4 separate regions of the Homo sapiens genome follow, and all the other regions are linked to region 2. Evidence: chromatin loops called from intact Hi-C (ENCODE). Cell type or tissue: natural killer cell. All regions are shown on one strand. Each heading gives the region's core, and the rest is flanking DNA. Links, peaks and the distances in the headings are about the cores only. Region 1 has its middle 95 kb from the start of SLC9A9-AS1. Region 2 has its middle 51 kb from the start of CHST2. Region 3 overlaps SLC9A9 (solute carrier family 9 member A9). Region 4 has its middle 110 kb from the start of SLC9A9-AS1.

Region 1 (8,158 bases), core at 2,055-7,054, 76 kb before region 2:
TCTCAGGTATTCTTTATAGCAGTGTGAGAATGAACTAATATACTTTCCAATATAAATTGACAAATTTGGCCCACAGTTGAAGAGCATAAGCCATAGGAACATTATTCAAAGTTGTATAACAGCAAAAATGGGCCAAGCTAGAATTTTGCCCAAAAGTCTATTGAACCAGTTAAAAGATTATGCTTAGAGGGGGAAACAAAAGTGAACTCCAGGACACAATTTTCAAGCTGAAAAGCCTTTTTGATCATGTTTGTTTGCAAGTTAGTATTTCACTTTTCAGTTGGACAAAACCACCAATGAGTATAAATCAGCTCTTAGCTTATGTGAGATAAATAAATGAAGTAAAAATGCACAATAACATTTTGTCTTTTGTTACTGAAAGCCCTTGTGTATTAGTCCATTTCCATGCTGCTGATAAAGACATACCCGAGACTGGCAAGAAAAAAGAGGTTTAATTGGACTTACAGTTCCACATGGCTGGGGATACCTCAGAATCATGGCGGGAGGCACGAGGCACTTCTTACATGGCAGCAGCAAGAGAAAATAAGAAAGAAGCAAAAGCAGAAACCCCTGATAAACCCATCAGATTTCATAAGACTTATTCACTACCACAAGAATAGCATGGGAAAGACCGGTCCCTGTGATTCAATTACCTCCCCCTGAGTCCCTCCAACAACACATGGGAATTCTGGGAGATACAATTCCTGTTAAGATTTGGGTGGGGACAGAGCCAAACCATATTACCTTGCTACAGAAAAGGCTTTGTTTTGTTTTGTTTTTGAGACAGAGTCTCACTCTGTTGCCCAGGCCAGAGTACAGTGGCAAGATCTCGGCTGCCTGCAACCTCCACCTCCCTGCAACCTTCTTCTGCCTCAGCCTCCCAAGTAGCTGGGACTACAGGCATGTACCACCACACCTGGCTAATTTTTGTATTTTTAGTAGAGATGGGGTTTCACCATATTGGCCAGGCGGGTCTTGAACTCCTGACCTTTGGTGATCTGCCCACCTTGGCCTCCCAAAGTGCTGGGATTACAGGCGTGAAGAAAAGGCTTTCCATTTTGAAGATGATTGCCCTGTGCTGGTGAGACAGACCAGGAAAGATGCGTTGGGAACATCCTGACAAAATACTATTAGGGTGGCCAGGAAGGTCTTTGCTGGGCAAATGAAAATGTGTTTCCACACCCTGCTTTAGTCAGAGAGAACCTCAGTGTTCACCAATATTTATTGACTAAATAAAGGTCAAGAGGTATATTTAATAAGTGCCTACAATATGCCAGGCACTGTTCCTGCCCACATAAAGATTACATTCTAGCAGAAGATGACAGACTTTAACAATGATGTAGCTAAGTGATATGGTTTTGCTCTGTGTTCCCACCCAAATTTCATCTCGAATTATAATCCCCATATGTCAAGGGAAGGACCTGGTGGGAGGTGACTGAATCATGGGGGCAGTTTTCCCCATGCTGGTTTCATGACAGTGAGTTCTCAGGAAATCTGATAATTTAAAAGTGTGAAGGGGCAGGGGTCTCATCCCATCCCACCCCACCCGCTGCCATTCCTGCGGCCATGGCAAGACACACTTGCTTTGCCTTCGCCTTCCACCGTGATTGTCAGTTTCCTGCAGCCCCCCAGCCATGCTTCCTGTTAAGCCTGCAGAACCATGAGCTAACTAAACCTCTTTTCTTCATAAATTACCCAGTCTCCAGTAGTTCTTTATAGCAGTGTGAAAACAGACTAATAAAGTAAGTTATATGGTATATTACCAAGTGATAGCACCACAGTGGGGTTGGGGGGATAGAGCAGTGTAAGAAAATATAGGATGGGAAGTAGGATGGATGTTAGTATTTGAAACAAGACAATCAGTTTAGACCTCTATGAGAAGATGGCATTTGAGCAAAGACTTAAAGATGAGAGAATGAACCATGGAGATGTGTCTGGACTTGTCTGGAACATTCAAGGACAGCAAGGAAAGAGCATGGCCAGAGCAGAGCATGCAGTGCGGAGAGCTGTGAAGGATGAGGTCAGAGTGGAAGCCAGTAGGGGGAAGGGGCAGTTCAGGTAGGTTCTGGTAAAGTCCTTGCTTTTATTCATAGTGAAGTGAGAACCAATTTCAGCCAATCACGGGGGGCAATAAGTAAATGAAAAATATGACTAAAAGGCTCATTCCGGCTGCTGCATGAAAACAGACTCCAGAGTTCGTAATAGAAATAAGGTATCTGGGTCAACTACATAACAATTACCAAATCTCAGCAACACGAACAGTAAGAATTTATTTAGCTCATGTGTCTGTGTGTCACTTGGAGTTCTGTGATCTAGGCTGGGTCCCCTGAGGCCATCTCAATGGGGACGAGTGCTCCTCTTCCCTGCTCCATCTCTCAGCCTCCTTGGGACCAGAAGGCTACAACAGAAATTTTCTTTTCATGGGAATCATTGGCTTGTAGATGGCATCTTAAGCCATGATCTTGATTTAACATTAAAGTTGCTTATCACACAAAATCGTGGCCCCTGAGTGTAGAGTTTTTCAGCATGCCATGTGAAGATCTTCTGGGCATTGACTCACCAAAATGATCTAAATGTCAAGGGGAAAGGGGCTCACAGTTTAAGCGGGTGATAAGACATAACTTTATACTTCATGACACTGGATGCCAAGAGGTCATTTTTTTAAAAGCTAATTATTTCGACTGCATTGCTCACGTTACATACAACAGTTTACATTCGGTGTCCTGAACCTATCACTTCAAGAGCTGAGATACCATATTTTTAACGTCGGGGATAAGACATCTGGAGTTTTGAAAAACAAATTTCAGACAACTCCATCCCTGGAAGTGGCTATTCTCTAAAACTATTTTCTTGTCTTCTGAGAGAGAGAAATATATGGTTTATTAATGAGCATATTTCAAAGCCACATCTAAATGTTATGATAGAACTGGAAGAAAAGTTATAAATACAACCAAAGAATAAATGAGGGATCCATTCACCATTACCTTCCTTGTTGAAACATCCAGATTTCTACAGTAGGACAGTCAGGGCTGGTGGGCACCAAGACTATAGAAAGTCCTCTAGAATCTGGAGGTCATGCACTTTTCAGATACTCAGAACAATCTGACAGGGCCATCCTCCATGTCCCTTCATTACCAAAGATATAATTACGACTTAAGATTTTCAAATTTAGGGAAGTATAAACTAGGAATAGCAATGGACCAGATAGAAAAACTCATCTGTGGCTCTCACTCTCCACCAAACAGGGCATGGACATATCGGTGAAAGATCATCAACTGTATCATGTTTCTTACTGGCACAACACTATTATGGTTTGCATTTTAAATGCAGTTTCAATTTTACGATGAAGTAGTAGTGAATCCTTTTTTCCTTGATAATAGTGGTCTACAGGCATACCAAATTCCTGGTAGGTAGCTCATATAGCGCTAACATTGAGAAACACATGCCAGGAAGCTACAAGCAAATCCAATTCATTCTCTCACCTACCACAAGTCACGTTATACTAAGTACCTTTAACAGATAGCCTAGGAAGAAGTACAGGCAGCTTTCCACTTGAAGGTAAAAAAAAAATACTCCTAATAATTTTCAGTCCACAACACTCAACTGTGCCAATAAGCCAAGCTAGCTATAAGAAAGATGAAACAAGTACGGCCATAAAAACAGTGACCCTTCTACATTAAAAAGGAAAAAAAAATACAACTCCATTTAGCAGCTCAATTAAGATGACCTCTAGTCATCACACTTGTTACAATGACAGCTCCTCCCTCTAACACTAGCTAGATTTGGCTTTCTCTGGTGGCCTGGAAATGACAGGGGAATTATTAGCTCTTTCTCTCCAGGCGTCAGCATTTCACAAGCACTTACGGTGGCTTTAACCTCAAAAGAGTTCCTGCTCTGCGGGGTAAACTTTCCTCTATGGTATGTAATTAGCCCATTGATGCATCTCCCATGCTGGGCTGATATTCTGGAGGGCAGCATTAGCAGGTCAAGTTCAAGTGCTGAAGGCAGGTAGCATAGCTGCATAAGATTGCAGAGAGCTCTCTGTGGGGAGAGGGGTAGGCCTGAGGGTCTCTGAATAAATATTGATTCCCTGGGAGACAGGACAACAGTTTAAACCATATGGAATGTAACCAAAGTATGCATGCATGCGTGCACGCACGCACACACACACACACACACACACACACACACACAAATAGGTGTGTGCCGGCCTAACTGTTCCTCCTCTGGGACACAGGTGGTTCCTCTTCCACCATTCATAGGAATTCTGAACCAGGTATGGGAAGAGCTGGTCATGGGCAGAAGCAAGAAGGAGCAAAGAGGGAGACCAGAAGCTGTAATACACGGGCAGCCCCTGAGGGACACTTGGCAAAAAGAAAATTATTGCTTCAACATCATTTTCCATTAAACACAATTACAAGAAAGAAGTCACAACCAACTATAGCTGAAATAGCAACTGATTGGAGTAAAGAACATGGGTATGAGGTCAAGCAGAACTCAGTGCAAGCATGGAAGATAGACGCTGGTACTCATTGTCAGTTGAGTTGTACCAGAACGTTCAGATCGTATTTCTCATATAGGTTTGTGAGAAACGTGAGGATTTTGCACTGCCACAGAACAGAGAATCACAACTTGAGTTTCTCAAGTTTTGAAGCTGAGTTTGATTCTGACACTATCTAATTTCAACACTTAGAATCCCTCCTCATTCAGGAATTTGGGGAAAAAGTGAAACATGAAACATGTTTTCTCTGTCCCCCACCCCGCCCCCCCATTCTTGCTAGGCTGATGGGTGGTTTTCCTGTTAGGAGAGTAGGCATCGCCCCCAATGGGGACCATCACCACACATGTGCATAAAACATGGCAATGACTGTGGTACCCAGAAAACACTCAGAAATGAATTTTCCCTCTGAGACACCACCAGCAACACCCATGCATAATGCATGAGTTCAGCCATCGGTGGAAATAAACCAAAAGATTGTAAACGTGTGACTGAAAAGATTGGGAATGTTGAAAACTCCAATCAAGGGGGCCAGGGTGTAATTTCAGAGAAACAAAACTCAAATGTGATTGTAATTTAGCAAAATAAATCTGAATCAATTTCACTGTACCCAGTTTAAGAACAGACTCTGGAACACAAAGGGGAGCGGGTAGCCTGGAACACAAAGAGGGAAGCCCAAAGAGCCCACAGTCAGCAGGGCCTGTCCAGCTCCATAACACCAAGGACGTCTATTCCGCCATGGTGCAGGACTGAACCATCAGGCCACTCAGAGGCCACTGCATGTGAGGAGGAGGAACCCTGTGGCCGTTCTGGAACTCCCACCCCTGCAGCACCCAGAGCAGCTCTCCCTTGATAACTCCCACATACAGGTCTTCACTAAACATTTCATTTTTTAAAAAAGAGTGCCTCCATCTGAAAACAGCTGTCCTGAGTTAAATATCTCTAAGACTGTCTTCTATATTACTACTTCCCTTTGCCCTGACTTCATAGCTACTAAGAAACCTTCCAATAATTCTTCTTCCCCTACTAAAGAGAAGAAGGCTCCCAAACGGCAAGTATTCATGTTAGTCACTTGCATTAAATATGTCCAATTGTAGACATAAAATGCAGCATAATCAGTCTCTTCTGAGTTTAATTGGCTCCAATACCCAAGTCACATTCCAAGTCAAGTCACCCTCCTGTCCGGCTGAGGCAGCCCTCTGATAAATTTGTCCCCCCTTCAAGACACTCAGTGACCCATTGGCTATCCTTCTATGGATATCTTCACATTGCAACATGTAAGTGTGAATTAAATGGTTAACGTTGAATTCATCAACTGATGAGAACCCTTCTGTCACAGTAAAACCCAGTGAACAAGCAAGTGGACAGTTTTTACCTGCACCTGCTGTGGTCGGGGAAGTGGTGACTAGCACAACTCAAGTAGCAAAAGGAGAGTAAAGGCCTTGTAAGTAAAGGGAAGGATTTCTGAGGATGCACGCAAACCAAAAGTTATTATCTCCCTCCTTAGAGCCAGAGAGAAGCATGAGGTCCATCCACCTGAAACAAGGGGAGTTAGCTGTATGTCTTCACAAATGTGTAATTAAAACACTGTGCGGCAGGTGGTTGCAGAAGGCATTTGCTGGAGGAAAAAAATTCCTCCAGCACCTAAGCTTTGGTCTGAAACATTGTTTCAGTTTCCTATGGCTACTGTAACAAATTACTACAAGGTAATAAACTTGTGTTGTGTACTTAAACAACACAAGTTTATTACCTTGTGTGCTGTGTACTTAAACAACACAAGTTTATTACCTTACAGTGCTAGGAGTCAGAAGTCCAAAATCAGTCTCACTGACCTAAAGCCCAGGTGTAGGCAAGCTGGTTCCTTCCCGAGGATCTGAGGGAAGAGTCTGTTTCCTTGCCTTTATCTGCTTCTGGAGGCTAGCTGCATTCCTTGGCGCAGAATCTTTTCCTCGCATCATTCCAACCTCTTGCGTCCGTCATCACGTTTCCTGCTACTAACTGGGATCACCTGATCCCTGCTCTATACGGACTCCGTGGTTACATTGGACCCACCTGGATGCTCAGCCTAATAGTCCCATCTCAATAGCCTTAATCACACTCGCAAAGTGCCTTTCAGTGTGTAAGGTAACATATTCACAGGCTCCAGGGATTTAGATGTGGCTATCTTTGGGAGCCATTATTCAGCCCACCACAAGTGTCACAGCCATGGGTGGGAACAGGAGTAAATCACACAACTGAAATACAGTTGCTAATCCTTAAAGGCTGAGCTCTGAGTGGCTGCATTCTCAAAGACAAGAGAAGTCTTTGTAATTTAGATACCAACTCTGCCTCAGGAAGAAGATACACATGTGAAGTGGGCTGGCCTGGGTTAGTGTGGCACTCAGGTCACCACAGGACATTCACATGGACCAACACAATTCCCAGGACTGGCACGATGTAAGGAGAGAATACTAATAGGGCCCAACAGACACCTCCCAATCCCGGCCAACTTGACATTTTAATGAGTAATTGACACCAGATTCTCAAATATAAAGAGCACCTAGCATGTTTAGGATCTGTGTGGCTTTATTTTACAATATATAAACTGGAATGAAAGCTGTGTTGTTCTACACGGTGTTCTTAATTATTTCTTCTTCTTGTTTTTATAGAGTTCTGGGTAGAGAATTCCTTTAGATCTTGTTTGGCAAGTAACCTGACCAAAGGTCCTAACTGAAGCTGGTGGTCAGCATACCGAGGTCCAAGGTGGCACTGAGGGTCAACGCCACACATGACAGTCCTGTTGACTGTGCCTCCCGTTCCGAAGTCAGGCATGCTGAGAGGCCCTCATTAGCCTGAATATCTCTCCAGCCACACCTGTCACAAGACTGTAAGTCAAAATCTGTTTCATATCAAGCTTGGCTTCCAAATGAGGTCTCTTTGAATACAGACTTGTCCTCTTTGGCCGCATGGCCATGAACAACTTACCTAACTCTTCTGAACATTAGTTTCATCACCTATAAAATATAGATAATAATCTATATTTTAAAATATATCTATAGTATATCTTGCAGATTATTATGATTGTAATGGATAAAGTAGAATTATAAATAATGTTGGAGCATAGCATTCAGTGAATAGTAGCTATTGTTATTGATATGTTTTTCTGACCTGTGAAAATGGGACAATGATATACACAAGATTGTTGTAAGAACTGAGTGAGATACCTTATGTTAAGCACCTGACACAGTATCTGACACTTAGAAGATGCTCGTAAGGATTCATTCCCAATCCCCTCTTTCCCTGCATCCTCACAATTACTCTGTTGAGGTTATCAAAAAGGGAGAACCATCGGCTCCAGGAAACTGCTGTCAAAATCAACCTTTCACCTGAGACAACCCTCCACCCCACCCTATACCTCTCCTGCCGGTTCAGAGGCATAGACTCATTTTTCAGATTATCTCAACGTGTACCCCTGCCCTTAGCCTGCCCCTAAGGAGACAGGGAAAACTGTTTCCAATGGGACAGGACACTAAGGTGTGCAAGAAGGTATATACTAGGGGCCTCTTATTGAAAGATCCTATGAGTGACAGAAACACAGCTTCATCAAGCTTAACAAGAAAAAGGTGGAGTGAGAGATTTGTTGACTCACATAACAGAAAAATCCGGTAAGCATATCTGGTA
Region 2 (8,158 bases), core at 1,332-6,331:
GGTTAAAAAAAGAAGCTTATGTTAAAATTTTTAATTTAGAATCCCACAAATTTAATCCACTTTAGCAAACTCCCTGGTCCCTCACCTTTGCTCCTCTCTCTGCCTGGAAATTCCCTAGATCTCCTCATGGCTGACTTTTTCTTGTCATTCAGACCTCAAAGTAATGGTTACCCATTTAGAGAAGGCTTTAAGTAGCCACCCACCTTCTCCCTCAGCATTTGAATTTAATCCTGTACACAACACCTTTTACTATTTGATATTCTTGCTATTTGTTTGTTTGTGTGCCCTGTCCCATGCTGGGACATGCGCCCTATGACAGCTGAGACTTTGTCCATCTTCTTCACTGCTCTGTCCTCAGCACTTGGCAACTACTTGGCAACATAGTAGGTGCTCAAAACCTATGTTGAGTGAATTAATGAATGAGTTGGCATTTTACAAGAGATAAATGAAATAAATTACTGTCCTTGTTCTCACAGAACTCACAAATGAAAGAAATTTATAGTAGAAGAAAGCATCATAATAGAAGAACACACAGACTCCCACATCTAGCCATGGCAAACTACTTTATGGCAGTGCAAACATCCCAGTGAACAAACCACAAAGGTGTGATAAAATGGAAAACAAACAAACAAAAACAAAAACAACCTGTTTTGAAGACATTGGAAACTCAAGGAAGCCAGGATTTTCAGGGCCAGGAGTCCAGAGTGAAGAGAAACTCACTGAGGTGAGCCCAAATCACTACTTTTCTCTTCAGAGCATTTTCTGATTCATATGCAGCATGTGTGGAAGGACTGAGAAGCCAAGTAGAAAGCAGCTGCTAAGAAGCAAAAAAAAAAAAAAAAAAAAAAGCAGAACAGAACTTTCACCACCTAACAGGGCTAGGAGTCCAGGGCCAGCAAGACAATCAGAACTTAAAGGGTCAAGATCCAGGAGAGAAAGGAAGCAGAAAGAAATGAGCCCAACCATGTGGGCAAACATTTTTCCCCTTGAGGCATTTACTGATTGATAAGAAGCACCTATAGAGAGGCATATAGTGGCTTCTGAGACTATAAGAAACTGGGCAGGACTATCAGCAGTGTTACAGTGCTGGAATAGTTTTTAAGTTTTCCCTGGAAAAAGAAAGTATCATTCATAATCTCTGCTATTTTATATATATATTTGGCATTCGATAAAATGTTAACAAACATATCAAGAGATATGACCAAGAAATTTTTTAAAAGATTATAGAAATAGACTCTCTAGAAATCCAAGGAGTTATATAAATACCTTAAAATCCTATGATTGATAAGCTGATAAAAATAGATAAGATTGAAAAAAAGTAACCAGAAAATTAGAATCTACAAAAAAGAAATCAAATGAAAAATCTAAACTGATATTACAAACTAAGAACTCAATAAATAGACTTAACAGAAGATTAGACACAGCTGGAAAAGGGACTAGCAATTTGGAAGATAAAACAATGGAAATTACTCAGAATGAAGCACAGAGAAAAAAGATAGAAAAAAATATAGGAGACCTATGGCACCTAGTAGAAAAATTTAACATATATGGAATTAGAGTCCAAAAGAGGAGGGAAAGACAGGAGGCAAAGCAATATGTGATAATGACCAAGAATTTTTCAAAGCTGACAAAAAAACGTCAAGCCACAGATTCAAGAAGCCCTTCAATCCCCATGAAGATAAACAGAAAGAAAAACGTGCCAACACACATCATGGAAATCTGCTGGAAACCAAATACAAAGAGAAAAAACTTAAAGATAAATACAAAATAATGTTTGCTTCAGAGAACTGGATAAAGATTCACAAAGAAGGCAACAATTCATTTATTCAACAAGAATTCACTGGGCACTTAATAAGCATCTATCACCAACTTGAGTCTTTAAAGAAACAAAGATATAAATTGCATTATCTCTGTTGTCTAGCAGTTCAAGTTTCATGTGTAAGAGAGATAGAAATGTAAACAAATTCTGCATAAAGCCTGCCAAAACGGATTTTTTTTTAACTGCAAAGGAAGAATGACGCTTGGAGCAGGCAGGTGTGAGGGGGCACAGAGAAGCTGCAGAATATTTGCATGTTGTCTTGCTAAAGTTTCTAGGCATTAAACAACCCAAGCAACAGCACAAAGGAATGAAATTGGACATCTCATCGAGCAATCGTGAGTTGTCTCTTGGGGTTCAGCATGGGGAGATGACAGGGAGTTGCAGAAAATGAGGCTGAAGAGTAAAGTTGGAAACAGATTCAGTAGGCAGTTGGGACTTACCACAAGTTTTTTCAGTAGGAAAGGGACATCACCAAGTCATTCTTTAGGAAGAGCACTCTGGGGCAACTTCAAGGGTACTCTTGAGAGGAAATCGATAGCAGCCCATGAGACCAACTAGACAGCTACTTGTCATGGTCCAGGCAAGCAAGAGAGAGTACGGCCTGAACTAGGGCAACAAAAATAGAAGTGACTACATGAGAGGGTATTCTCTAGACATTTCAAAGCCAGAATCAACAGGACTTAGCAGCCATTGCTTGTAGGAGACAGAAAAATAAGTCCAAGTTGACTTGGGTGTGTGGAGGATGTCACAATGATGTTAACACAAGGATAATATCATGAGGCTTGTTGCGTTAGAAACATCAATAGAACATTTCTGAAATGTCCATCAGGGAGCTGGAAAGTCCAGTTTAGAGCCCAGATGCAAAATTAGGAGCTGATACCAAGCTGTGAGGGCAAAGGAGAGAATGAGGCAGCCTGTGGCCTGGCAGAGCAAGAACTGAATAAAGACCAGTGACCCTGAAGTTAACACATCTCAGGAAATACAGATTATCCCAACAAAATAGTCTTAGGTTACTCATTCTGAGACTTGTGAAAATATTTTAATTAAAAAGAAATCATTAGGATGCGCATTACACAGGAAAACTGTTTGAGAAACAGATCTATTACCCTTTGTATTTTATGTTGTCCTGAAGCCTTTTGCTAAGCTGCATCCCAATTTTTTCTGCTTATACAGCAGAAACACTAATGATATGAGCTGTAGTTAAAAAGCACTTTCCAAGTCTGCTACTTGAAAACTTCAGTATGAATAATGTCAGAGGCATGGGGGAGGTGGTTAAAGGCTATGTCTCTGCTGTGTTTTTAAAATAATGCACATCAAATAAAGAAGAAACACCACTTAAAACTGAGATTAAATTTCCATTACATTAACCAATTACTTTGATTTAAGTATCTATGTATATATACACATATACATACACTGTCTGTATGTGCCAAGTGGGAAATTTTTTCTCTGTTATCAGTCAATTCCTCTCATTTCACTTATGATATATGGATAAGAACCTAACTTTGTCAGAGATTAGGAGCATTTTTGCAGCCCCACATTACTGCAGAATACTAAAGTTCAGGTCAAGAATAACAGACTTCCTTCTGCTGCAGAAATTTTCTCACAGAGCTACACCGGATGCAATTTGAACTTTTGTGTTTCTTAACTACTTGTGGTTTATTTCTTTAAGTCAGTTGATCTTGCTTCAAGTCCCTGAGGCCACTAGAGAGAGGCAGCTTGTTAAGATTTGTGCATCTGATCTTTGAAGATGACTCCCCAGATTCCTTTCCTACACCCCTAAAAACCAGCACCCAATAGTATCTACTCTATCGTGGGCCTAATTAGAGAGCAAAACAATTAACAGTTACTGAGTTCCTCCTCTGTGTTCAGCACTGCTTCATGTAACAAGAAGCAAAGAAGCCGTGGAAGAGATTTAAGTAAATGGAAGACAGAAGTTATATTTTTAAAGAAACTAACCAAAAATAGCAAGACACTATCATTGAGGGCTAAACTGAGCAGCATCCAGTATTAAATGCTGTAGGATCTTCTACAAAGGAGAGACTTGAGTGGACTGTGTGAATCTGGAAGGCTCTGTGAAGGAGGGAGAATTTAACCCTGGAAACACTAGTGGGTCTCTTTTACCCCTTTGCTCTGGGTGTAGCATTTATGTTACATTTTGGCACCCAGCCAAGGAAGAACGTTATACCACAGACCTGGTATTAGACACAGTTGAATTCTTTGAAAATTCAAGCCTTCTTCATCACACTTTGTAGTAAGAGGTCAAAGCTACAGTTTCTCTCACTGCCAAGCCCTCATCTGTGCTGCCTGTTCCAATATTACACACACACACACATACACACACACATACACAGCTGCCTGAACTTGTATAGAGGTAAAGCAGGGAGAAGGATTCTCTTTCCCCAAAGTCTGTAGCCTTATGTGAAGAGGGATAGTGCAGCTGATTCCAGGCCAATCTCAGGCCACATGGCGGCATCATGGAAGCTGGTCTGCAGAGCCCCTAGTTCCTCACCTCTGCCAACAGCCTCCTTTCATCCTCATTTACCTCCCTCTGGAATGTTTTCTCAGTAAGTTCAGATATCATGGGTTGTCACTCACCACGTTTATTAAGCACCTACAAAGCACAAAGTACTCTGCATGGAGTAGAATCTGTGAACCCAATGAACAAGGGAAGGAACTGCCAAGAAGTATACAATCTATAGGGGGACCTGACCGAAAATTCTAAGGCTGGCAGTATGCTAGAATTGTACACAGACAAAGCTATAGGATGGTGTAAAGCTTAAACCTACAGGCATCAGAATTTTTTTAAAAAGCCTTGTGGTTTATGAAGGTCTGCGGGGCAGGAAGAAGGAGGCAAGCGTTCATCAGCCAGTTCCTGAACACACGAGACTTGTGAGGGAGGACCTCGTGGGTCAGCAGCAGGGAGGCCCTCACAACTCTCAGGGAAGATCTCATGAGATTCAATATGAGAGGGAAAGGTGAACGTTAGACCTAAAAATAAAAAATAGGTGAAGGGGTTGTTGATAACATATATTTGAAAGAAGTCCCAGAGTTTGTCCAGTAAAACCTTCCTGAGCTGTCGTATTGCTAAATTCCACCTCTCTTTTTCCAACTCCTGATATGTAATGTCATCTTATCAAGACAGGGGCTGGTTTCTGCATTAAGGATATTAAGGGAGGAAAAAAATCAGTTGGGAGGCTCAAGGAAGATAGCCTCAGAAGATGGTAGGAGATGGCCTCAGAACCCAGCCCAGTGAGTAGACTCTTCTAAGGTGGCACTGGGGAGAAAGGCATGATGGTAATAGATGGGGAGAGTGAGCTGCATGTTCCAGAGAGCACATGGACTCCAGAAGAGCTGGATACATTGACGTCTGGGGCAGCATGGAGAAATTAGGAGGAGACCAGTGAGAAGACAGTGGGGCCAGTTCCCAGAAGGCCCTGCCTGCCAGGCTACATGGTGCAGAGTGGATTACATAGATACCGGGGAGCCAGCAATGTTTCTGAGCAGGGGTAGAGACTAGATCCCATCAAACAACCCCACAAAGTCACTGACTGATACAGCCTCTGTGACTATTTCAATACACATGGAAATATTTATATTTCAAATGAAAACTTCCTAAAAGCAAAACGTCTCTGCTAATGCAGTGAGAGAGGTGTCAAATGAGAGAATAAGGGACATTTCTAGGGACAGGGGCTTCCATCCACTCCTCAGACCACTCCTTGAACACCAAGATGGCATTTCTTGAGGCTCATTGAGGGGATGTGAAGAAGGTATAGCCCAAAGGTTCTCAGCCCATTTTCCTCTAAGACACCCAGCACAGATGAGGGACCCCGACAGAATGTACTCCACGGTGCACCCAGGGTCATGAGGACAACCAGCTTATTGGGTGGTCTGAGTCAGTCAGGGTTCATTATTTTCTCCCAGCCACTGCCTTCAGACCTGCTCTGTCACATTTCCCTTCTCTGCCCATGGACACAACTTCACAAATCCCAAAACATTCCAGTCACCGTCAGTTCAACAAACAAGCTCATTCTGATCATCAAGACTCACTTTCAGGCCCAGTCCAGTCTGAATCAAAATATCCATCCCATGGATCCATCCCATGGGATTCAATACTCAGCCTTCTCACCCTCAACACCCAACCCATCCCACCCAGCCTTGCCCTGACCCACATGGAGATGGAGAGTGGTCTGCACTTCCACTGCCCCTTTACAGCATCTCCACCTTCAGCCGTCCCTCCTCCAGGTTAGAGCAGGGAAAAGGATAATGGTGCAAAGTGGGCACACAAGCTTCCTGACTGGTGCTCTTACAACCCAGTTTGGTGGCCTCGGGAAGCTCCCACACTAGGCTCAGGAGGAAGAACCAAACCCTTCTCCCCCAGAGTGTATGATTCATTTCCTTGATCATGCCCCTTGAATCTTTATCTTCTCTTTGCACAAGTTGGAGGTATTTGTTGAGCTAAAGATCACAGTGCTGGTTTGGTCACCTCTTAGATGTTACAGGGACCTATCAAGCAGCAATTCCCTAGGAGCTTCTTATCCAATCATTATTGGCTTTGGGGCTTTAACTGAATATTTCAAGATAGCAAAAGTGTCATTCAACATCTGTTATGTACACAGATTACCACCCACTACTTATAATAAACCATTTCTCTCCCTTTCATTCATAAAATCATGTCAAATGCAAGTCAAAGAGAATGAAATTATTATACAGAAATCTGAATCTGCTCTAATTTATGTTTTAAAATATATTATTCACAAACTTGGATGCTTGAAGCATGACTAATAACAAGTTTCTTTTGACACACCTCAAAAGCGATGCTTTGCTACATATATGGAGCCCTTCCTTTGCTCAGGGAATTATAATCATATGCCAGTGTGACTAACTGGAATAATGGAAGAGAGGTCCATTTATAGGTATATATAAGTTCTAGGATGTCAGTATTAAGCAACAGTGTGTATTACTAAATCTCATATCATGTGGGCAGGGAAGAAATCTGGCTCATTGCACCTGACATCCCTGATTCACTTCTCTGACTGAGGCAGGAAGGAAAACAATGGAGAAAAAGACAGTGGGAAAAGGCAACAGCAAAGAGCATGTGGCATGGGAGTGGCACCAGTGGCTTCACACGTGCAACCCCACAGCACACTTTGTAGCATTTTCCAGCCACGGTCCTCGGGTTGTGAATACCTTTGGTCTCCATGGCCCCCTGTGTGGTGACCAGCATTATGGGCATTGTCTGAAAGTCGGCCTCAAATTCACTAGCGCTTGAACACAAATACCCATCTTCACCCCTTGGTCTCTTGAAGATTAGGGTCTTAATCTTCACAGTAAATTATTAGAAGATTGGGGCAGCTGCAATATACATTAACCTGTGCTTCTGCAAGCCAGGGAGGTTGACGGAGGGTCACCAATTTTTGTCAATTTCCTGGACTCCTCTCGATTACAGTCATGTGTTGCTTAATGATGGGGATATATTCTGAGAAATGCAGCATTAAGCTATTTCATCACTGGGCAAACATCATAGAGTGTACTTATACAAGCCTAGATGGTAGAGCCTACTGCACACCTAGGCTATACCATATAGCCTATTGCTCCTGAGCTACAAATCTGCACAGCATGTTACTGTGCCGAATACTGTAGGCAACTGTAACACAATGGTGTTTGTGTATCTAACCATATCTAAACATAGAAAAGACACAGTAGAAATACAGTGTAAAAGATTAAAAATGGTGCACACCTGTGTAGGGCAGAGTGGAGCTTACAGGACTGAAAGTTGCTCTGAGTGGATCAGTGAAGGAGTGGTGAGTGAATGTGAAGACCTAGGACACGGCTGTACACTACTGTAGACTTTAGAAACACTGTACACTTGGGCTACATGAAATTTATAAAAAACACTTTTCCTTCTTCAATAACAAGTTAACCTTAGCTTACTGTAAATTTTTTGTTTTATAAACTTTTCCATTTTTTTAACTTTTTTACTCTTTTGTAATAACACTTAGCTTAAAACACAAACACATTGTACAGCTGTACAAAGATGTTTTCTTTCTTTATATCCTGATTCTATAGGTTTTTTCTACTTCAAATTTATTTATTTTTTTTACTTTTTAAACTTTTTTGTTAAAAACTAAGACAAACATACCCATGATCCTAGGCCTACAGAGGGTCAGGATCTTCCATATCACTGCCTTCCACCTCCACATCTTGTCCCACTGGAAGGTCTTCACGGGCAATAACACACATGGAGCTGTCATCTCCTGCGATAATAATGCCTTCTGGAATTCCTCATGAAGGACCAGCCTGAGGCTGTTTTACAGTTAACTTTTCTTTTATAAGTAA
Region 3 (8,158 bases), core at 1,478-6,477, 110 kb before region 2:
CACCACTCAGTTTTGGACTAGTCCCTGCTGCCTCCCCTGCCAAAGCATTTGCAATCTAACTCTCTGTAGTCACACACACTGTGTAGTCCTCAAGTCAACTCATCCCAAAGAGTTGGGACCCTGAGGGAAGGCAGTGCTAGTATGTGCTCTCCGTCTTCTGTGGTGCTCCCTGTCTCCACTTTGGTGCTACAGATGTGGCCAATTCTGTGGGAGAATGATTTTTAAACTGTATGTGACTACCCATAATGGGTCATGGAATCATTTAGGTAACTCAGAACCAGCATTTTTTTTAATGAAATAGAATACTGTATTAGAATAGGTTAGACTACACTGTGGTAAACATTTCTAAACTCTTAGTGGCTCATCAAGCAAAGTTTTATTTTCTCTCAAAGGCTGCTAAGGATGTGGTGATTCTCTAGGGCAAATGTCCTCCATGTAGCAACTTAGTGATGCAAACAGCTCTGATCTGTGGCTTTACCACCTTCACCGGAGGCCTCCCTGGGTCACTGTAACAGGGAGAGGGTCAGCCTGCTGGCTTCCTGTGTTTCAGTGTAGAAGTGATGCTATCCCTTTATAACCATAGCACATTGGCCAGAATTAGTCCTAGAGCCGCACCTACTTCAGGCACCTGAAAGAAGAGAGCTGGATATTGGCAGATACTAGCTAGCAATGTCCAGTATAAACAGAGTAGAAGACAAATGGAATGGAACAGAATATATCTAAGTGCATCACAGAAGGATTTTAGAGTTATATGTGTGTGGTTGAGAAAATGTTGAGGCATGTACTAAGTAACAATTGTAAAATGTATTTCTGGCTAGGCGCGGTAGCTCATGCCTGTAATTCTAGCACTTTGGGAGGCCAAGGCAGGCAGGTCACCTGAGGTCAGGAGTTCGAGACCAGCCTGTCCAACATAGTGAAACCCTGTCTCTACTAAAAAAATACAAAAATTAGCTGGGCATGGCAGCGGGAGCCTGTAATTCTAGCTACTGGGGAGGCTGAGGCAGGAGAATCGCTTGAACTTGGGGGCAGAGGTTGCAGTGAGCCAAGATGGCACCACTGCACTCGCCAGCCTGGGCAAAATCAAGTGAAACTCCACCTCAAAAAAAAAAAAAAAAAAAAAAATGTAGTTCTAGGTAGAGGCCAGATGTTTTAAAAAGGCTTCAAAGGGACTACATCTGAGGAAAAAAGTATGTCTAGGAGGAGAAGAGATTTGTGACATGTGACCCTATAAAGACAAAGGGCTCTCCTTGTGTCTGCTCAAAGAAAATAAGTTTCTGAAGTCTCCTGAACAGTCTTCATTCCATAGCTCAAAAATAACCCAGTGTTACATACCTGGATTCGTATAACAAACTCAATGGGTTACAGTCAACATTGCTGGGGTGGGAAGTGTGTGTGTATTCATTTTGTTCCCTAAAAGAGCTGCAGGGCATGCATTCTAACGAATTTGCTAAATGGCCAGGAGTCCATAGAGTTTGGGAAAGTTAGAAGGTGGCCTCAAGAACACCCAGGGACCGGAGAAACAAACATAAGAAAGGGGAGTTCTAGGCAGGCCCTGGTGACTCATGCCTATAATCCCAGCACCTTGGGAGGCTAAGGCGGGAGAATTGCTTGAGCACAGGAGTTCGAGACCAGCCTGGGCAACATGACAAAACCCTGTCCCTACAAAAAAAATTAAAAATTCACTGGGTATCATGGCACATGCCTGTAGTCCCAGCTACTCGAGAGGCTGAGGGGGGAGGATTGCTTGAGCTCAGGAGGTCGAGGCTGCAGTGAGCCATGATTGTCACTGGACTCCAGCCTAGTGACAGAGCAAGACCCTGTTTTTTTTCTTAAATAAAAACAAAGGCTGCTCTAAGGTGACATTAAAAATCTAATGCCCCATATATACCATGAAATACTACGCAGCCATAAAAAAGGATGAGTTCATGTCCTTTGCAGGGACATGGATGAAGCTGAACAGCATCATTCTCAGCAAACTAACATAGGAACAGAAAACCAAACACCGCATGTTCTCACTCATAAGTGGGAGCTGAACAATGGGAACACATGGACCCAGGGAGGGGAACATCACACACTGGGGCCCGTTGAGTGGTGGGGGATTTAGGGGAGGGATAGCATTAGGAGAAATACCTAATGTAGATAACGGGTTGATGGATGCAGCAAACCACCATGGCACGTGTATACCTATGTAGCCTGCACATTCTGCACATGAATCCCAGAACTTAAAGTGTAATAAAAAAATTTAAAAATCTGATGCCCAACATGAAGACACCCACCTTCTAAGTAAACACCTCACTTGTGTGGAAACATGGGTCATTCCTATGGCAGGACCCTAATTGTGTAAGTTCTCACTTGAAATCTTGCTGTGAAACTGTGACATCAGTCATGAAACAATGAGCAGTGCCTCCCTGGTACCTCTATGTGGGGCACTGCTCTGAGAAGAGAAGCAAACCTTCAGGGAAAAACTTGGCAATATTTTTCCTAGGGCTCCAGAAGCCAGAAGAAGAATGTTATGAACACTGCAGGGCATGTGGAAGGTGTTATATTAGTAAATTGACTTGGGATGGTTGAAATATATCTCTGAAACCTGTAACTCAAGGGACACAGTGAAAAAAATGTTAGCTAACGTTTATAGAATGCTTATTATGTGCCCAGAACTGTGCTAGAAAGTATATCTTCTCCTGTATGAGGCCACTCCTGTTAGTTAGTTCCATTTTTTGTGGTCAAAGAGCTCAGGAAGTTTGCCTACTTGTAGATAATAAGTACAGAGCTATGCTTCAAACTCAGCTTGTCTTTTAACTGCTACAATTAAAAAAAATACAGAAAACTTGGGATTACTTAGAAGTAGCAAGGTGTTCTGAGCTGAACTGTTTCTTCCAACAAAGGCATGTTGAAGTCCTAACCCCCAGTACCTCAAATGCAACCTTATTTGCAAATAGGTTCACTTATATATGTAGTTAAGACAAGGTCGTGCTGGAACAGGGCGGGCCCCTAAGCTGACATCACTGGTTTGCTTGTAAGAAGGTGATCATGTCAAGACATAGAACACCCTGTGAAGACAGAAATAGAGATTGGAGCGATGCGTCTACCAGCCAGGGAACACCAAGGATTGCTGGCCTCAGAGCCTTCAGAAATATTGGATTTAGCCTCTAGAACTGAGACAATAAATTTGCAGTTTTAAGTCACTCAGTTTGTGTACTTTGTTATGGCAGCCCTATGAAACTAATAGACAAAATAATTACAATCTCCAAATAATTACCAAACCAGATCTAACACAGCATCTAGCATCTCCTTAGTAATGAGAAAAATCTAGGCATAAAGCTTTGAAGACTTTGGCTCAAACTGAGCAGCAGTCACAGCAGCTAGACCCCCAGCCCTTTGCGTTTTGTGTTTGCCGTCTTCCTCCCCGTGTAAGCACTGAAGGTAGTTTCCTCTTTGACTTAGTGCTCTGAGAATCCGAACCTGTGGGGCCTACACTGCAGTTGCTGGTGCAGACATAATGGTTCCTATCTTTTCAGAGGCAGGAGATGATTATGCATCTCCCTGGGATCCTTGCCCATGAGTTCATGTCCTCTGCACGGACATGGATGAAGCTGGATACCATCATTCTCAGGCACACACTCCATTTTGGGAGCCAAGCGGGGGACCCAGCCCCAGGGAGTATGGGATGAGCTGCCACCCTTATCTTAAGTGTGAGCTCTGGGGTAGCTAGCTAAAACTCTAGTGCTTATAGGACTACATCCAGTCAGTGTTGGGAGCAGAAATCAAGTGGAAATTTTTCCCCAAACCAGAGAGAAGACTTGGAACGGAGGAGCACAGTTGCTTCTCAGAGTTCATTTCTCCAACAAATTGTCAGGGAAGTGACCTTCAAAGGCCTGTTGTCAAAGTCACCACAAGCTAACAGAGGGCATCTAGGTCTGGTGGCACTTCCTCTAACCAGAAAGCCACTAAAAGCCAAGGCTCACTCTATGCAAGTGGCAGCAGCATTCTTCGCCAGAAATGTTTTCTTTCAAAACAACTTGAGCCAAATGTAACACTATCCATATGGCACAAATGGATTTTATCTGTATCTGGTAGGTGGCAAAGATCCCTGGAAATCTTTTGATCTGTGTGTCCAAAGGGAAAAGTTATAAAGACCTAATAGTGGTAAAATTTATATTGTTACCATGGCACTATGCAGTTCATAGATGCAACACTTCCCAACTCAGAGCCTTTCAAGAGACCAGATACCATTCTGCTCCAGTGGTTTTCAGAGCATTGTTGAAATGCAGATTACTAGGTCCTGCCCAAGGATATTAGCTTCAAGGCCCCAGGAATGGTATTTAACAAGCACAAGAGGAAATTCTGATGCAGCTGGTCGGGAGACTACACTTAGGGAAACACTGGGTTTCGACTTTCTTCTGTATTAAGATCCAAGGATATAGATCAGATGAACTCTCAGGTTTCCTCCAGCCTCATGATTCCAATATGGCCCCTTGTTTATCTTGTGTCCATCTGCCCTACTTAAGCTGGTTGCTTTGGTATCCTAGAACCACTTTCTTTCCTTTAACTTTTCCAACCAACTCCACTGCCCTTTCTCTGTCCCTTGATTGCCTGGCTGGCTCTGAGGAGCCAAGTAGAGTTATCTTAACATTTGATAGGTAGATGCTATAGATATCATTGCTAAAACCAACTCCCAATACCACTAAGATACTAAGCATACCACTTTATCAGCCTTTAATCTGCCCTCATTATTAATACTTAATCATCCCTGACCAGAGTTTCCTAACTCAGGTCTCTAGGGGTTTATGGATGGGTTTCAAGGCATCTGAAAACTCTCTGAAATGTCATGTGAAATTGTATGCAAATAACATGCATGTAGGCAGTTTTTTTGGAGGTTTTTTTTTTTAGACAAAACTCTACAGCCAGGGAAGGTTAAGAACCATGGTTTCAGATATCATCTGACTCATATAGGAGTTGTGATATAGGTTGTTCATTTTGATAATTCTAAGCTACATTGTTTGACTCATGGACAGTTCCTAGTCAGCTTAAGAAGCCCCTACAGAAAACAATATCAAAATCTACCTAGATCATGTTTCTCCTATTCCTTGGTAATATGCTAGACACTTTACTAATCAACAAAGATAGAAGATCAGATAAAATGCAATTCCTAGAAGATGGCACTGACATCACAAGCATAATCTTTCAATCCCTCCAAATCCCTACATAGAAACAGGCAGAACAATTAAATAACAAAACCAAAAACCCAGAGACACATTTACAGCAAATCTAAAATTACAAGTGGGCAGAGACAAACCACCAATACCACAAGTATATGCAGCAGGAAAAAGGAAGCAATGGAGTAGCATCGGATGGACCTGAAGATTAGTCAACGGTATTCCCTGAAAAGTATAGTTGGAATGTTTTTGAAAACATCCTTAGAACTGGAGTTGGGCTATCACATTCTCTAACAGTAGTAACTAGATGGTCTCAGTAAGGTAGACAGAGGCTGGAGTCGTCAAGGCCCCTGAGAGCTTTCAAAATGGATCCACATGGGCTCCCTCCTAGGACAGGGCCCTATACTGAGGAGAAACTGCCTGGAGGAATTAGAATTGAGCAGGATAGGGTCAGTAGAGACAAGGGAAAGACAGACTAGGTCTAGATCAGCTGGGGAGGGAAACAGCAGGAAAGCTCATCATGCAAACCGCCATATTTCACACTGTGAAAAAACAACCGAAGAGAGAACTCTGAAGCTTAGAAAGTTTTCTAAATCCTGCCTCATTCTCTTAGGAAAATGAATTTCACGTAAAAGTGAATAATAGAAACGAATAGAGGTCAGTTCCTATAACAGAGCTATTATAAGAAAAATGAGGGTGTGGAATAGAATAATGTTCCTACAAACAATGAAAACATGCCGGAAAGACATGCTCATAAAACAAATCAAAATTATAACATATTACATCAAACAAGTTAAGAGACTAAGAAAATGATACAAGACATGAAAGAATTAGAAAAACAAACTCTAGAAATAGAAAAAGTCATTTAATAAATCAAGTCTAAATTAGAAGGAATAGGAAAGTGAATAAACACAATTGATATCTTAAGAGAAATACCAGGTGAAGGGGAAGAAAAAAATCAGAAATAAAAATAATTCAAGAGAAAGTGACACATATTGAAGATTAAGAAATTGAACATCTAGAGAATAGGAGTCCCTAAAGAAGAAACGCAAAGCAAGGAAATAGAATGCTCCTAAAAACGAGCTTGAAATAACACCCTTGGAACTATACATTGAAAGAGCACACAATGTACCTGAGACATCAACCTAGAACAACCGACATTAGATAAGTTTTAACAAAATTAATGAACTTTAAAGAAAAAGTCCTTTGGGCATCTTGGGGGCAGGGGGAAGCATGTGATTTGTGGTAGAAAGAAAGTTTCCACAAGTTCATTAAACTTTTCAGGAACAACTTTGCATGTCAAAAGAAATAAAATACATTTAATGTGCTCAAAGTATAAGCCAATGCTTTTATTTCCAGCAAAATGACTTTCAAAATAGGCACGAACTATTATCAACATACAAGACCTCAGAATATTGTTCCCATGAACCCTTGCTGAGAACTCTACTGAAGAACAAGCTTCAGACAATCAAAGTGACTAGAGAGAAATTGACAAAAGGCCTGGAGGTAGGCATGAGATCAGTAGTCACCTGATCATTTAGCTAGGACTAAATGATAGTTAAGAGGGAAACAATATAGACTGTAATGGCTATATGTCCAGACAATATAAATATATGACAACCATCTATAGTTATACTGCAGGAGTTTTGTAAATGGGAGGTCAGAATGCAAGGATATGGCAAAAATATTTTAATGTTTTAGGTAATTGTTATGGTAGCATTATCAGTATTATTCTGAGATGGTTGTGTCTGTGATCTAGGAGAAAGCAAATGAATCATTGTGGAATATTCTCATTTGATTCTTTGTGTCCTTGAAAAACAGAAATATTTGAATTGGAAATATCCATAAGAACTCATGAGATCTATAACCAGTGGCATGGTGAAGCCAGTTCACACCAACAGTTTGTACACTTTTTTCAACTCCAGAGTCAGTAACTTTGTGTCAGTAGCTTGAAATTAGCCGTAGTGGGAGTATTTATACACCATGGAAATTGGGAAATGCTACAAATCCAGCCTTTCTTCCCCAACAGAGAGTCAATTGTTAAACCATTTGCCAGCACCCCACAGTATGTAGCAATCTTTAGTGTCCAGATCTTAGTAAGAATAGAAGGGAATAGAAAAGCCATCTGTTTACAGATTTCTTGATCTGTAAAATGGGATTATAGTACCCAATTACAAGTGTAAAGAGAAAATAAGACATATGGAAATGCTATATCAATGAAAGGGTGTAGGGTACAGTATTCCTGAATGGAGATATGGAGATAAATGTGCTTTCCTTCTTCACACAGCTGTGTGCTGACAAGCATTTTACCCTTATAACAAGACCATTTATCAAGTCTATAAACACTTGCAAATGCTCCCAGTGGGCAAAAAGTCTTCTTCCACAAGCTGAGATATGATCATTTGTTAATCCACTCCCAAGTATAACATTGAGTATTCATTTTGTTGAGTCAAGTATCTATCCCAGCCCTTAGACAAGATGCAACAACTGGCAGAGACCATTATATATGTCTGGGTTCAGAGACAAATGGGATTATGGCTTACCTTATACCTGTCCTCACCCTAAAAATGATGGCTTATGGACATAGGGAGACAAAAAGAACATTGTCTACTATTTAAGATTTGAATCTCATATGGGAGGGCAATACTCCAGAGAATTCCAAATTCACTTGATCAGTCACCTGGGATGATTGCTGAAAATTCAGTGTCTTCGTTTACTTCCCAGATCTGCTGAATCAGAATCTCCAAGAGAGGTCTTTAAAATCTGAATTTTTAACAAACGTTCTAGATGATTTTCATGATGAGGCAAGTTCAGAGAAAAATAGAACACAGCTCCACAGGGTTCTAAAAGTAAAGATTTTTAAAGAGGGCCCAAGATAAGTGATGTCTTAGTCTACTTGGGCTGCCATAACAAAATACCATAGCTTGGGTGGTTTAAACAAGAGAAATTTTCTCAGTTTTGGAGGCTGGAAGAATAGAGTGGTCAGGTCTTGGTGAGGGCTG
Region 4 (8,158 bases), core at 1,255-6,254, 66 kb before region 2:
AATAATAATAAAACTGAAGTGGAGGAGATGGTATTAACTATTGCAAAGCCACTTGACAATGAAAACTAGCACATAAAAACTAAACAATAGGCCAGGTGCAGTGGCTCACACCTGTAATCCCAACACTTTGGGAGGCCGAGGCGGGTGGATCACAAGGTCAAGAGGTCGACAGCATCCTGGCCAACATGTTGAAACCCTGTCTCTACTAAAAATACAAAAATTAGCTGGGCATGGTGGCACGTCCCTGTAGCGCCAGCTACTCGGGAGGCTGAGGCAGGAGAATCACTTTAACCCGGGAGGCGGAGGTTGCAGTGAGCCGAGATCACACCATTGCACTCCAGCCTGGTGACAGAGTAAGACTCCGTCTAGGGAAAAAAAAAAAAAACTAAACAATAATATACAGTGAGAAAGACTAGAGTCAAGGTTGATATACCAATGCATCTTGGCATTTATTCTTTGAGAGTCTTCAGTACTCCTAAGACAAGTAGCTGAGAAGGTGGACTTAAACTCTTTTTTTTTTTTTTTCCTGTGAGATGGAGTTTCACTCTTGTTGCCCAGGCTGTAGTGCAGTAGCGCGATCTCGGTTTACGGCAACCTCCACCTCCAGGGTTCAAGTGATTCTCCTGCCTCAGCCTCCCAAGTAGGTGAGATTACAGGCACCTGCCATCACGCCTGGCTAATTTTTTTTTTTTTTTTTTGTATTTTTAGTAGAGATAGGGTTTCACCATGTTGACCAGGTTGGTCTTGAACTCCTGACCTCAAGTGATCCGCCTGCCTCAGCCTCCCAAAGTGCTGGGATTACAGGCGTGAGCCACTGCACCCGGCGGACTTAAACTATTTATGTGAGCTCCATTGTCAGAAGGACAGAACCTGGGAAGCAAGCTGGTTAATTCCTTCTAGGCCTAAGGACCTAGCCCTAGTGGGCAATGTAATTTTGATTCTAAGGAGTATAATGAGCAACTGGGGTGCTCTTCATGTGCAGGTAACTGAGATGGAGCAAAGGCAATTCATTTCATAATTTAAAGACCCCTGTGTCAAGTATCAATGTACAGACATTGTACCTTAGAAGACAATCTAACTCTTAGACTTAGTCCCATCAAAACAATGATTAACATCTTATGCCCTCCTTCCTTCCTTCTTCCGTTCATTCTTTCAGGAAACAAATATTTCTTTTCTATTGTGTGCCAGACTGAAGAAAAGTATGATGGATACAGAGCTTAAAAAAACCAACAAATTCCCTTCATTCCAGCAGTATGGTAAGAGTTGTGATTAAGGAATGCCTAGAATGCAATGAGAGGGAAACCTAACACAGATGTGAGGGTCAGGAAAGGCTGTACACAAGTTATCAACTGAGCCGAACACTGAAGAAATGAATACCATCCCCCCAAAAATTGGGAAAGTGCATTCTAAAGGGAAGCATTTATACAATATTAAGGGATGTCCTTTGATCGGGAAGAGCTTCCAAGCATTCCAATATGGCTGCAGTATGAAGAATTTAAAATGAGAGATGGGCGAAGCTAAAGGGGCGGACCAAATCAGGAAGGGTTTTGCAGGCCTATTACAGAGCTCAGATTTTAGGCTGAAGGTAATGTGGTGCCACTGGAGGTCTGAAGCATCGTGATGAATAGAGCCACGGAATGAGGGATGGATTGGAAGATGGAGAAAATGGAAATGAGAGGCCAGTTAAAAATGTTCATTACAGGCCAGGCGCGGTGGCTCACGCCTGTAATCCCAGCACTTTGGGAGGCCGAGGCGGGCGGATCCCGAGGTCTGGAGATCGAGACCATCCTGGCTATCACGGTGAAACCCCGTCTCTACTAAAAATACAAAAAATTAGCCGGGCATGGTGGTGGGCACCTGTAGTCCCAGCTACTGGGGAAGCTGGGGCAGGAGAATGGCGTGAACCCAGGAGGCGGAGCTTGCAGAGAGCCGAGATCGCACCACTGCAGTCCAGCCTGGGCAACAGAGCGAGACTCCGTCTCAAAAAACAAAAAAAAATGTTCATTACAGCAAAACTGTAATCAAGGAAATCGAGGGTCTCCAAGACAGGAGTGAGGAGGGTAGAGCAGAGGGGCAGGGGACACTCAGAGGGACACGGCACATGGAGACTCAGTGGAAGGGGGACTGGGCAAGGCCCAAGTTCTGCCTTAAATGACTGGTAAGTGATGGAAAAAGAGAAACCTCAGAGGAAAAGCACATCTGGGGCAAGATCAGTGAGTCTCATTTTAGTATTAGTTGTAAGCTGGGTTTCATCAGCAAGTGAATTTGTCCATCTGGGGCTGGGAAGAGAAGCATCTACAGGCTGGAGGTAGATGCAACTGCCCATGGAAGGCATGTTTATGGGATGGAAACATGGTCAAGGCCAGAATCCTCTTTCTGGGAATATATGGGTTGACAGTGATGAAATGTCTAAAGCCTAATAAGGAACTTAAAGCCCAGCAAACATTTCAATGTGCCAGTGCTGGCTAGCATTTATTAAACATTTTTCAGGTGCCAGGCAGTGCATGGCTGTGCATGAGCAATCCTCATTTAATCCTCAAAAAAAGGTTGGGGGAGGCTTCCTCCATTATTATCCCCATTTTTCAGGTAAGTAAAACTGAGATTTATAGAACTTAACAAACTAGACCAAAGTGATGCATTAACTGGCCTAAAGTGAAGGAGCCAGGTTTTAAACTTCATTTTATCACTCAGCAGAGTACAAAATCTTAACTAATGTGTGGTGGTTCAATACCACATAGTACTTGCAAAAAACAATTTTTCTTTTTCTCTGTTCTTTGCCAAGAAAAGTGGTATAATTTTAAAAATCAAACTTTAAAATAACAAACTTAATGATTTGAGGGCTAGGAGAAACAAGAAAAAAGACATGGTTCACTAAGATCACATCAGAAACTGCCTTGGCCACAGCCTGCCTGTGTTGTGGGGCGAGGGGAAAGGACAACGTGGAGAACAGATGTCAGTCAGTACAATTCTTCCTTTCTAGATGTGACAAGCGCAAGATGATATTTTAGTCTACTTCATGCCACATGGGAAAGACTCATGCAGAATGGGTGGTCCAGGGACCAAGATGCCAAAGAACAATAAACTTTAAAGGCAGGGTGGAACTTTGCCAAAAGGGCTTATTTTCTTCAGCGAATCACCAAAAAAGAAAGTGCCTTTTCAATTCCTCGACATCAGACAAGATGGTTCTCACATGTTTTTTCCTTTTCTTTTTTTTTTTTTTTTTTTTTTTCCTGGAAATCTGTATCTCAGCAGGGAGGTCTGGGCTTGGGCCTGGTTTTGTTTTCCACGGCTTGCGGTGTTCAGACACAGGCTCAGCAGGAGCCTGACCTCATCTCAGAAAGGGGGTCCTTGAGGGCAACCGTGCTGATGCAGCCTTCCACAGAATCCCACAAAGGATTTGTGTTTTCCTCCTTCATTTCACATGGCTGACTGGAGCCAATCAGCTCATGGAGCCAATCAGCTCAGGAATTGTTTTTTTTATTTTTTTTAAGGTGAGTGTTTTTCTTCTCTTCACTAAACACAAGACTGACCAATATTTCTGTTTGTGTGGGCTTATTTTCTCATTCTCTGTGTATATGTATGTCTCATTTTCTCTCTCACTCTCCCACACACATACACACGAACACACACTCCTTCCTTTCTAGCACAATCTTATTGCCTTGATGAAGAGTGCAGTGAAGCTGAAAACAAATGCAGGAAGTGACAGAGACACAAGCATGTGTCCAATTAGCAATAAGAAAATTATAAGCACTGGTGGTGACCACTCATGTTGAACAACCAGCTCAGCAAAGAGCCTTGCTCCATGTCTCGCTGATCTAATTAGAACCACTCATGCCACGAGTGACCTGCCTTCTGCGTTTTCCACATGCTGCAGTGCTCATGCTCTCTCAGGCGTTAATGAGGGACATGGAGCCATCGATAGTTTTCATTAAGCCACAGACTCGCAAGCTTGTCAGATGTACCATGTTTTATCAATTCTACCACAAGCTTCTCTGCCCACATTTTAACATCTTTAAAATCACAATATGCCTCAGAATCAAGGCAATCATGGTATGGTTGTCATTGCGTCTGAGTGGCAAACTTGGTCACCGCTGTTCATATTGTCATAGTTTCAACTGAGTTAAATATGTGGTTGCGAAATGGGTGTTGGGGTTCAGTGATGTTTAAAAGTTCCTCAAAATGTTCTCCTACATGTTGGCATTCAAACAATGAGCTATTGTGTATGCAGAAAGACGAACAGGGCTGGGAGGTAAATTTTACATTTGTGAGGCAAATTGTTGTTATTATAGGAACAAATGCAATTTCATACTTTCTCACAAAGCAACAACAAATGGTTTCATAACACCTAATAAAACAAAAAATCCACAAAAAATGAAGCAGTTACATTTGCTCCACATCGAGCAATGCAACGGAAAGTAAGAGTAATAGCCAGGTCTCTCACAAGAGAGGAAAGAAATTTCCAAGCAGTAAGGGGCCAGTATTCCAGACTCAAGAGTCATGCAACTACTGTTAAGACATTATGTCAGAATTTAAAATAACTTTTTAATCTTAGAGGTTCATAAAGTAGTAGTACATCTAGATAGTTTCTTAGGTTTGACAAAATGTAGTATGACCACAACTTTCACACCCAGGAAAACACATAACTCCCTTCAAAGTACTTGAGAATTTTAAAAGGGTGGCTCTCATTTCATGAGACAGTAGCCACTTGCTAACTTTGAGAGAGAGCTAGCTTCCGAGCACCAAAAGGCATGACCACCCTGTAGCAGATGTGGTTGGTTGCCATCCCCCACCCTGTTTTTCTTGCTAACAGAACTTTGAATTGATTCAAGGCTTAGGGGTCTTGTGCTTCAGAGGAGACTTGGCCTTTCTCAGAGGATCTTCATGAATTGATCCCATCATGGTGATCTCAATCTCTTCTCTTTCCCACTGGTTTTTTAGAAGTGGGCCTGTAACCTAGTTCTGAGCAATAAGATGAGAAGGGATGAGAGTGAGAGGGTGGGGAAGATTTCTGGGATCTTTAAAAAAAAGAAAAAAAGATGCATGAGAAGAAACCTCTTTTCTACAGACTCTGGGCTTGGTGATGCCTGGAGCTACGTTAGCCAACTTGAAACTATGAGGGAGCCTACCTGAAGACAAGTCACATACTAAAGATGGCAGAGAAGGAAAAGAGGGGGGAACTGGGTCCTTGATGACATCACTGAGCCACTTTTTAACCAAGCCTAAAGCCTTAGCTTCTCGTTATGGGAGACACTAAGCATCTTTATTGTTCAGCCCATTGTTAGTAATTGAGTTTTGTGTTGCTAGCACCCAAAGACCCGTAATTGATACAGTCCCATGTCCCCACTAATGCCATGAAGCCACCTTCTCATCTAGACTTTGTGAAACTTCCACTTGGGATGAATGAATAGAATATGGACATTAAAATAAAGAATATGAAAGCATGGTCAACTCTCAACTGAGCTGGACAGTCAACATCTACTAGAGTTTGTTCAACTCTATGGACCTCACATTTCTTGAGGGATGAGGGAGTCACATATTAAAAAAAACATTGACAAAATACAGCTGGAACCTGTCCAAAAGAACAATCTGGTATTCGTAATTTTATTGAATACATTTGTTGAATAAATTGCCAGAATGATAAAGTAACATCAAAATCATGTGAGAAAGAGAGGGTTGAAAATATTTTATCTCATGGGAAAAAGAACTTTTGTTTGGGATAGGGGAGCAGAGTCTCTTCCAGGAATTGAAGGAGCAGCCTGTACAAGAGGGATGACATTGTTTCTGAATGACTCCAACAGATAAAACTAGAATACAGTCTTGTATTACAGTAATGGCAAAAACCACAATTACTTTTACACCAACCTAGTAATTCATACATTCTATCAACAAAGTTTTACTGACCTAACAGTCAGAACCTGCCCTCATGAAACCAATAATCTGGTGGGGCAGATGGAAGACAAGCAAACAAGCAAATGAATTCTTACAAACTATAATGTGTACAGGAAATAAAATAAGGTGCTGTAAGAGAGAAGAGGGAAGGAATTCTAAAGTAAATCACACAATAAGAAAGGACATTTCTAGGCTGGGCGCGGTGGCTCACGCCTGTAATCCCAGCACTTTGGGAGGCCAAGGTGGGCAGATCACCTGAGCCCAGGAGTTTGAGACCAGCCTGGCCAACATGGTGAAACCCCATCTCTACTAAAAATACAAAAATTAGCCAGGCGTGGTGGCGGGCACCTGTAATCCTAGTTACTCAGGAGGCTGAGGCAGGAGAATTGCTTGAACCCAGGAGGCGGAGGTTGCAGTGAGCCAAAATCGCACCACTGCACTCCAGCCTGGGTGACAAGAGTGAGACTCCGTCTCAAAAAAAAAAAAGAAAAAAGAAAAGAAAAAGAAATGACATTTCTGAGACAGTTATATTTCAACCGAGACCTAAACAATGAAAAGATGCTATTCAGAGAGCAGGGAGGAGGACATTTCAGGGGACGTAACAGCATGTAAAAAGGCCCTGAGGTAGAAAGAACCTGGCCTTAGAATCAAGGCAATTATGGTATGGTTGTCATTGCCTCTGAGCGGCAAATGTGGTCACTGCTGTTTATATTGCCATCCTTTCAACTCAGTTAAGTATGTGTTTGCAACAACAGGTATTGAGGTTCAATGAAATTTATAAGATCCTAAAAATATTGTTCTATATACTGGCAATCAAACAATGAACTATCGTGTATGCGGAAAGACACCCTAAAACAGGACTGGGGTGGAAATTTGACATTTGACATTTGGGCCACACTAAAGCAGCCAGAGTGTGTGGCTGAATGAGGACATGGAGGAAAAGAAAGAACAGGAAAATGGTGAGGGGGCCCACATAGTAGAGAGCTTTAAGCTATCTAAAAGTTTGAATTTTATTTTAAATACAAAGGAAAGCCATGCCATTAAAAGTCTCTAAAAAGTCGAATAATATAATTCAAATTAAATTTTTAAAAGATCACTGGCTGTGGTCTGAAAATTAGTTCTTTGGGGGATGTCACCACTGTTCCGGAAACTGCAGTGGTGGCAGTAGAGATGGAGAAAAATGGACACTTTCGTGACATATTTTTTAGTTATAATATAGGACTTGCCGACAGGGGCAGGGAGGATGAGTGAAAGCAAGAAATCAAGGGTGATTCCCTAATCTCTGGTTGAAACAAATTGGGAGAAGGTGGTACCATTTATCAAGATAAAGAAGAAGGCTGAATGAAAAGGTCTGGGAGTATGGAGAATGGAGTATTCCATTTTAGATATGTTAATTTAAGATGCTTGTGAAATAGCCAAATGGAGGAGTCCAGATGGCAGTTGGATATATGAGTCTAGAGCTCAGAAGAGTGTACTGAAAAGGACCTACAAACTTGGGATCCATTAACTTATGGATGCTATTTAAACACATGGATTTTAAAAATGGGTGAATTCATATAAGGCAAGAGTATGTAAGAAAAAGATGGTTTAACACCAAGCTCTGTGGAACCGAGAGACTGGGTAGAGGTGGGATGTTAGCCAAAGACAGTTAAAAAAAAGGGAAGAAAAAGAAGAAAGAAAGAAAGAACAGCAAAGAGAAAAAACAGAAGTGCATGCTATCATGGAAGTCAACCAGATGTTTCAAGGAGTGGTCTGTCAGCTACAGCAAAATCATTTGAAAGATAAGTAAATTGATGACAGAGTAAAGTAACATTGGACATATAAACTAGAGGTTGCTGGTAGCCTTGACAAGAGCTGTTTCAATATAGTGGTACAGACAAGACTAGAGGGGAGAAGGCTGACCAGTGATTGAGTGGCAAGAAAGTAGAGAAGGCTTATGGAGACAACTCTTTCATGACATTGGCTCTGAGGCTCAGGAGATGCGAGGAGAAAATAACAATAACAACAAGCAGAAAAGTTGCCACTTATTTTCTACTATCAGCCACCAAATTGTCTCCAATCCTTACAACAACTCTAGGTAGTAGATATTATCATCTCTGGTTTACAGAAAGTCAGTGAAGTTAAGAACCATGCCTAAAATTATGCAGTGTATTCATTTTCTCTGCTGTGTAACAAATTACACAAATTTAGCCGCTTAAAACAACACACATATATGATTACACAGTTTCTGTGGGTCAAAAGGCCAGAAATGGCTTAAGTGGGTCCTCTG

The links. Peaks named below come from ENCODE experiments on the same cell type or tissue, not always from the same donor. Only the 100,000 strongest peaks of a DNase experiment are listed, where the experiment ranks them.
Region 1: it touches region 2 in a loop (4-fold over the local background); 1 of 110 quality-filtered maps calls a loop at or near these places.
Region 3: it touches region 2 in a loop (2.7-fold over the local background); 1 of 110 quality-filtered maps calls a loop at or near these places.
Region 4: it touches region 2 in a loop (3-fold over the local background); 1 of 110 quality-filtered maps calls a loop at or near these places.

The regions. Positions count from the first base shown.
Region 1 is chr3:143,243,007-143,251,164 of GRCh38, reverse strand. No RefSeq gene overlaps it. Among named protein-coding and RNA genes, the nearest start is that of SLC9A9-AS1, 95 kb to the left of the region's middle. In natural killer cell, for the core only: no CTCF peak of the experiment used is centred there; no DNase peak of the experiment used is centred there; H3K27ac peaks cover 2,036 bases.
Region 2 is chr3:143,166,751-143,174,908 of GRCh38, reverse strand. No RefSeq gene overlaps it. Among named protein-coding and RNA genes, the nearest start is that of CHST2, 51 kb to the right of the region's middle. RefSeq lists an enhancer at 3,593-3,732. In natural killer cell, for the core only: no CTCF peak of the experiment used is centred there; DNase peaks (open chromatin) are centred at 3,498, 3,988 and 4,668; H3K27ac peaks cover 4,701 bases.
Region 3 is chr3:143,273,507-143,281,664 of GRCh38, reverse strand. All of the region lies in intron 14 of SLC9A9 (solute carrier family 9 member A9), which reads left to right. Among named protein-coding and RNA genes, the nearest start is that of SLC9A9-AS1, 65 kb to the left of the region's middle. In natural killer cell, for the core only: no CTCF peak of the experiment used is centred there; no DNase peak of the experiment used is centred there; H3K27ac peaks cover 492 bases.
Region 4 is chr3:143,232,347-143,240,504 of GRCh38, reverse strand. No RefSeq gene overlaps it. Among named protein-coding and RNA genes, the nearest start is that of SLC9A9-AS1, 110 kb to the left of the region's middle. In natural killer cell, for the core only: no CTCF peak of the experiment used is centred there; no DNase peak of the experiment used is centred there; H3K27ac peaks cover 3,742 bases.